Regions from separate parts of the Homo sapiens genome. Here region 2 is linked to region 1. The links are chromatin loops, found by intact Hi-C in ENCODE. Cell type or tissue: PC-3. All regions are shown on one strand. Links, peaks and the distances in the headings refer to the core of each region. The heading gives the core; the rest is flanking DNA. Region 1 overlaps TCP11L1 (t-complex 11 like 1). Region 2 overlaps CCDC73 (coiled-coil domain containing 73).

Evidence for each region. A loop is a pair of places that touch in the nucleus more often than their neighbours do. Peaks named below come from ENCODE experiments on the same cell type or tissue, not always from the same donor. Only the 100,000 strongest peaks of a DNase experiment are listed, where the experiment ranks them.
Region 2: it touches region 1 in a loop (5-fold over the local background); 5 of 110 quality-filtered maps call a loop at or near these places.

Annotation. Positions count from the first base shown.
Region 1 is chr11:33,064,478-33,067,397 of GRCh38, reverse strand. It overlaps TCP11L1 (t-complex 11 like 1), which reads right to left. Exons shown (of 10, transcript NM_018393.4): 8 at 1,387-1,568. Among named protein-coding and RNA genes, the nearest start is that of LINC00294, 10 kb to the left of the region's middle. In PC-3, for the core only: CTCF peaks have their summits at 1,423 and 1,626 (motif pointing right); a DNase peak (open chromatin) is centred at 1,647.
Region 2 is chr11:32,712,189-32,715,108 of GRCh38, reverse strand. All of the region lies in intron 3 of CCDC73 (coiled-coil domain containing 73), which reads left to right. Among named protein-coding and RNA genes, the nearest start is that of CCDC73, 81 kb to the left of the region's middle. In PC-3, for the core only: a CTCF peak has its summit at 1,421 (motif pointing left); no DNase peak of the experiment used is centred there; H3K27ac peaks cover 58 bases.

The sequences.
Region 1 (2,920 bases), core at 120-2,619:
ATGCTTTGTGAAAATTCAGCAGTAAAATTCCTCCATTTTGTAAGGATGAGAATGTTTAGGGGGTACTTCCCTTGAAGAAGTCTCTGAATTGGACCTTGTTAGATAGAGCATTTACTTAGAACCACTCAAAGATATTCTATAGGCTGGAAACCATAGAAGTCACCCAACATGACTCCATGGTAGGAGCGGTCACTGAAGCCTGCACGCGTGCAGATGCGGACTCGTGCTGGGTAAGAAAATGATGCATTACACTGAGCACAGAACGCCTACAGGGAACAAGCAAGGGCAGAACACTTCAACCACATACATGCAGCTCTGCAGGAATATAGCTGGTTTCTCTCATGACCTTCCTCTAGGGCTCTGCTTTTCACTGTTAGTCGGTTATGAAAGCAATTCAGTGGGTAGCAACCAATTTTTTTTTTTAATGGAATAAGAATAGAGTAGAAACAATCAGGCTGCATTAAACACAGTTAGGGTCAGTTCCAGTTTGAGAAGTTTTCGTTTCTGTTACACGTGTGTTAAGTGTGTACTAGGTCACAATGGAAAATGAATTTCTTACTGCAGGTCCTAGTCACAAACATTTTTGTCCCAATTAATGTCTCTGGGTTCCAGTTTCTTCATAAGCTCCAGTAAGAGTTTAATACATTTGAATGGCTTTGGGAGAGGAATAAAGCACTCAACAAACAAACACAAGAACCTTGGAGGTCAGGAGACAAAGACAACCCCATTAAAGAAGGAAGGGGTCAGACAGCATCCTGCTCCCTGCGTAGGGAGAACAAATGAGTTGATGGCACTCAACACCGAGCCAGGCCCCGGGAGGAGCATGCTAACAGGGAATGGAGGGCCGCGGGACCTCTAAGCCCGGGATCTCCAATTCCTCAAGGCAAGCAACCATTGGTACCAGCGCTCCCCACCCTGCTCATGGCTTACCCCCCAGCCCGAGCCACTTCTTCTCTCGCCTCCTAAATGCTCCCTCACATCTACTATGTGCCCCATGCCAAAATTTAAACTTAAGGGCATAAATCTAATTACGTTCCCCCTCTTGCTTCAAATCCTTCAATGGCTCCCTACTGCTCTTAGGACAATAACCCAACTCCTTGGTGTGGCCTCTAAGGCCCGACAGGCTACTCGGCTAGTCACACACATTTTGAAGCCACTATCCTAGAGCTCTGCTAACCCTGCAGCAGATTCTAACTTTGACCCTATGACCCTAAATAAACTCTGCTGGGGTCTTCGCCAAGTGAACCAACTGAGACAGCAAGGTTTCTTCTCAGTTCCTAGAGAGTGGCCCTGGGCTCTGCCTTACAGTGGGAGACCCCTCTGGGAGACTCCAGTCGGCTCTCTGACATCCACTGCGTCCCATCCACGCATCAAAGTTCCACTTACGGCAGGTGCATATCTGTTAGCAAAATCTTCACAATCATCTTGAGTTTCTCAGCAAAGTCGGCCTGGCTGGAAATTCCTGGCGCTGCCATGCTGAAGGTGACCAGCAACACAGCCCCCAGGATGGTCAGTTGTTCCAGCTGCAACTGGAGCTCGTGGAAGCGAGACTGGTCCATTAAAACTGTCTGTAATGAATAGAAGAGGCCATCGCTGAGCTGCAGGTCCAGGTTGGCCAGCAGAGGGCGGGAGCGCCACAGCCCCCACACCTGCCTCTGCAGCTTCCCTCAGGGTTTGCGCTAGTGTGTCAGAGCTTTGAGGGAGTCTGGTGTGAAATAACCCCTCTATCTCAGAGCCGTTCCTCCTGAGCAAGGATGCAGTATAGCGCCCTCACTAAGAACACAGACAGGCCTGGGTGTAAAGCCAGGCTCCGTGCTTAATACCATGACCTCCCCGGCTGGCCGCGGTGGCTCACGCCTGTAATCCCAGCGCTTTGGGAGGCCGAGGTGGGCAGATCACCTGAGGTCAGGAGTTCAAGACCAGCCTGACCAACATGGTAAAACCCCATCTCTACTAAAAATACAAAACTAGCCGGGTGTGGTGGTGCATGCCTATAATACCAGCTACTCGGGAGGATGAGGCAGGAGAATCTCTTGAACCCAGGAAGCAGAGGTTGCAGTGAGCTGAGATTGCACCTTGGTACTTCAGCCTGGGCAACAAGAGTGAAACTCCTTCTCAAAAAAAAAAATAGCATGACCTCATGCATGCATCCCCAACTTTGTCGGGCCTCTGCAGAATGGGGACTCCCACATCACAGGGCTGTTTTAAAGCTGAAGAAAGATGCTACATATAAAGTGGCTGGCAGAGCCAGCACTCGATAAATAAAAGTTATACTTATTGTTAGGAAGAAAAGTATAATGAGGCACAGACCTAGGGTCACCAACTCCTCCCAGTTTGTCTGGGACTGTCCCAGTTTTCAAATGGAAATTCCCAAGTCCTGTGAACCCTCACTCAGTCCCTAGCAAACTAGGACAGCCAGTCACCCTGTACAGAGCAATGGAAGGCCAGGTGCGATGGTGGGTGCCTGCAGTCCCAGCTACTGGGAGGCTCAGGCAGGAAGATCACTGAGGCCGGAATTTCGAGGCTGCAGTGCACTACGATTATGCCTGTGAATAGCCACTACACTGCAGCTTGGACAACATAGTGAGACTCCATCTTAAAACAACAACAACAAAAATCCCAGAGCAATGGAAGGGAGGACTGCCTTGCAGGCAGAGCCTACACTTATTCATCTTGGTATCCGCTCAGCACCCAGCACAAAGGAAGCTTGTAAGAACTGGCGAGTAAATAAAGAGGAAGAGAAAGAAACAGGAAGCACAGAGAGTAGAAGTGACAGAGAACAATCTAAAGCCTCCCGGAAAGCAAGCACATTCCCATGACTGCCTCCCCCATGTTAAAGACAGTCCTGGGTCCTACCATGCCAGCGCCCCCACCCGTGTGGCTGAGGGAAGGAGAAGGGAAAGGCTGCACAGATGGGAAT
Region 2 (2,920 bases), core at 246-2,745, 350 kb after region 1:
GAACAAAAGCCTGCAAATAAAAGCATTGCAATCTTTAGCTCTGATTATCTAGGTAGGGTGTTAGCAAGCTTTTTTTGTAAAGAGCCACGTAGTAAATATTTCAGACTTTGTGGACAGTATGGTCTCTGTCACAACCATTCAACTTTGTTATAGTGTAAAAGCAGCCATGGACAGTACTTACATGAATCAGTGTGTCTATGTTCCTATAAAATGTTATGGACACTAAGATTTATATTTTATACAATATTCAGGTGATTTGAAATGTTATTTTTTTATTTTTCTTTTTAACCCATTAAAAATATAAAAACCATTCCTGGCTCACAGGCCATATAAAAACAGACTCTGTAGGTCTTGGGTAGAGGCTGTCTTGATCCATACCTCTTGAATGGTAGCTGTTTCTTTCTGAATATGTCTGCTTCTGAAGCTTTCTCAAGACTCCTTAGATTTAAATTTCTTGATGGAATGGCATTCCATGTATTAGTGAAACCTAGTGTCTGTTCATCTGGGAGACATGAATTCAAGGATCTATTCCCCAGGGGTTAGCTACTGTGCTGGCAGTTCTTGGTAGGATTATTTCCAACATGGTTTCAGGATATTTGTTTTTTCTTTCTGAGGTCATTTCTAGAAGACATTACCTCTGAGCTTTTGGTCATATAGAAGAAAAGCAACTGTTATCTGTTTGTGATAAGACTCTGAAACAGATTACATTAGTCCCTTGGAGTGTTTTGCCACATTTGTCTGAAGTAAAGAAATGTCCAAAATCAGGGGAGAAGTAGCCAACTTCATAGGGCAAACTCTTAACAAGTTTATATGGTAAAAGCCAATGAATATAGGGGAGTATGGACTTCATGGTGTTATGAGTTAGAGGTAACCTTCTTGGTCATGGAAGTTTAAGAGTGTCAGATACAGTGTGCCATTAGTCCTCTCTACTTTTCTTCAAGTTTGAGGATGATGGGGGCAATGAATTTCTAAATAAATGACAAGGTTTTGCAAAGTTCTGTAATGACAGTCCCAGTAAAATGAGTAACCCTGTCCCTGGAGATAGATCCTCAGGTTGGAAACACAAAATCAAGTAATTTGTTTTTCTACTCACAGAACTGTAGCTCTCTGGCAAGAAGTTTTAGTTCATCCTGAAAAGATGGAAGCAATGATGAACATACTCAGAACCTGTTCTAGGGGTTAATTTTAGGAAATCCATTTGAAAGTGTTTATAGGGACCCTAAGGCTTGGATTTACAAGGATAACAGTTTTACCAAGACAGTGCTAATGACAGCTGTACACCAGAGACATCCTCAGCAATTTTAGTAAAATTTCACCACCAATGCTGATTGAATATAATGTTCAGTTTGTCCTTGCTCTGAGGGGTAATTTCCTATAAAATTTTTACAAAGTTCCATTGAGGTCCTCTGGTGCCACCAAGTGTCTGTCCTGAAAGTGTCCTGAAAGAGATTTTCTTTTTGTAATTTATTATCACATTTTTTCTTCAGACTCTGGAGCCAGTTGTAGGCATTCCAAAATAGGCTTTTTAAACTTCTTCAAAGATTTGGCTTTTTGGATATCATGGGGGCCGGGACTGTATGTCATAAAGATTAGCTAGGGTATTTCCTCTAGCCTTAACGTTATCCCTTTCAGTGTGGCTTTATGATAACCATCCCCTAAGGAAGCATTAGAACACTTAAAATGGTTGACTACTTGAAATTGGGATTCCTACTGAGATCGGAAACCATAATTATTTTTACAGTATTCCAAAATCATGGACAACACCAAAGGCATAGCTGCTATTAATGTTAACTCTCTAATGTCTTGGCAACTGGCAAGCTTTGCTGAATAGAATAAGTTCTGTCATCTGGGCTGGTTTAACCTCTGGTAAGGAGTCATGATTTAGGGGTCAGTTGAGACTGTTGCAATATATCCTGCCTGATATTTTTTCCATTTCACTTTCAAAAAATGACCTATCAACAAACAAGATTACATGTAAATTTAATCCGGGGGGAGTTTCTAATAAATCTGTCTGAAGCACAGTTATTGCTTAGACAGAGACTGAGTCGTCATGGATTTTCCTTTCTTTGGGTAATGGAAAAACAATACCAGGCTTTTTGTTAAACTTGTCTATGAGTAACACTTATTAGAAATAGAGATCAAAGAGATATACTTTATATAGGAAGTTATTGATTATCAAAATATTTCTTGAAAGAAAGTTTGGTAGGTGCTCTGTTCAATCCCCATCTCTTTACTACATTAGTATATTTTTTCATTAAGATATAAAAGCATTTTAACCTGTTTCTATTCAAGCATTTATATATGCTATATATAAAATGAAGTGTATATATACATATTTATAATGAATAACATAAAAAGTAAATTAGTATATACATGTACATATATGTAAGCTTAGGTAAGATTATATGACAGACTTATTGGCAATTTTAGGGGGCAATTGTCAAATAGTATTATTGTATAGTTTGTGCAAATTAAAAATTAAAGAGAAATAAGCAATGAGTTTTTCTTTTTCAGTTTTCATGCCTCTTATTTTTTATTTAGATCTTTATTTTAATTGAAAAATAAATATTGTATATATGGGCTACAATGTGATGTTTTGATACACCTGTGTATGTATATGTTGTGGAATGGTTATATCAAACTAATTAACATATCCATCACTTCAATGCTTATTTTTTTATAGTGAGAATATTTAAAATCTACTTTTACCAATTTTGAAATATACATTATTATTAACTATGCTTACTACATGCTGTGCAGTAGATCTCAAACTTATTCTTTCCATCTAACTGGAACTTTGTACCCTTGATCAACATCTCCCTTCCCTCCACCCCAGGCCTCCACCTCCCTAGCTTCTTGTAACCACTATTCTACTCTCAACTTGTATAAGTTTGACTTTTTTAGGTCCCATATATAAGTG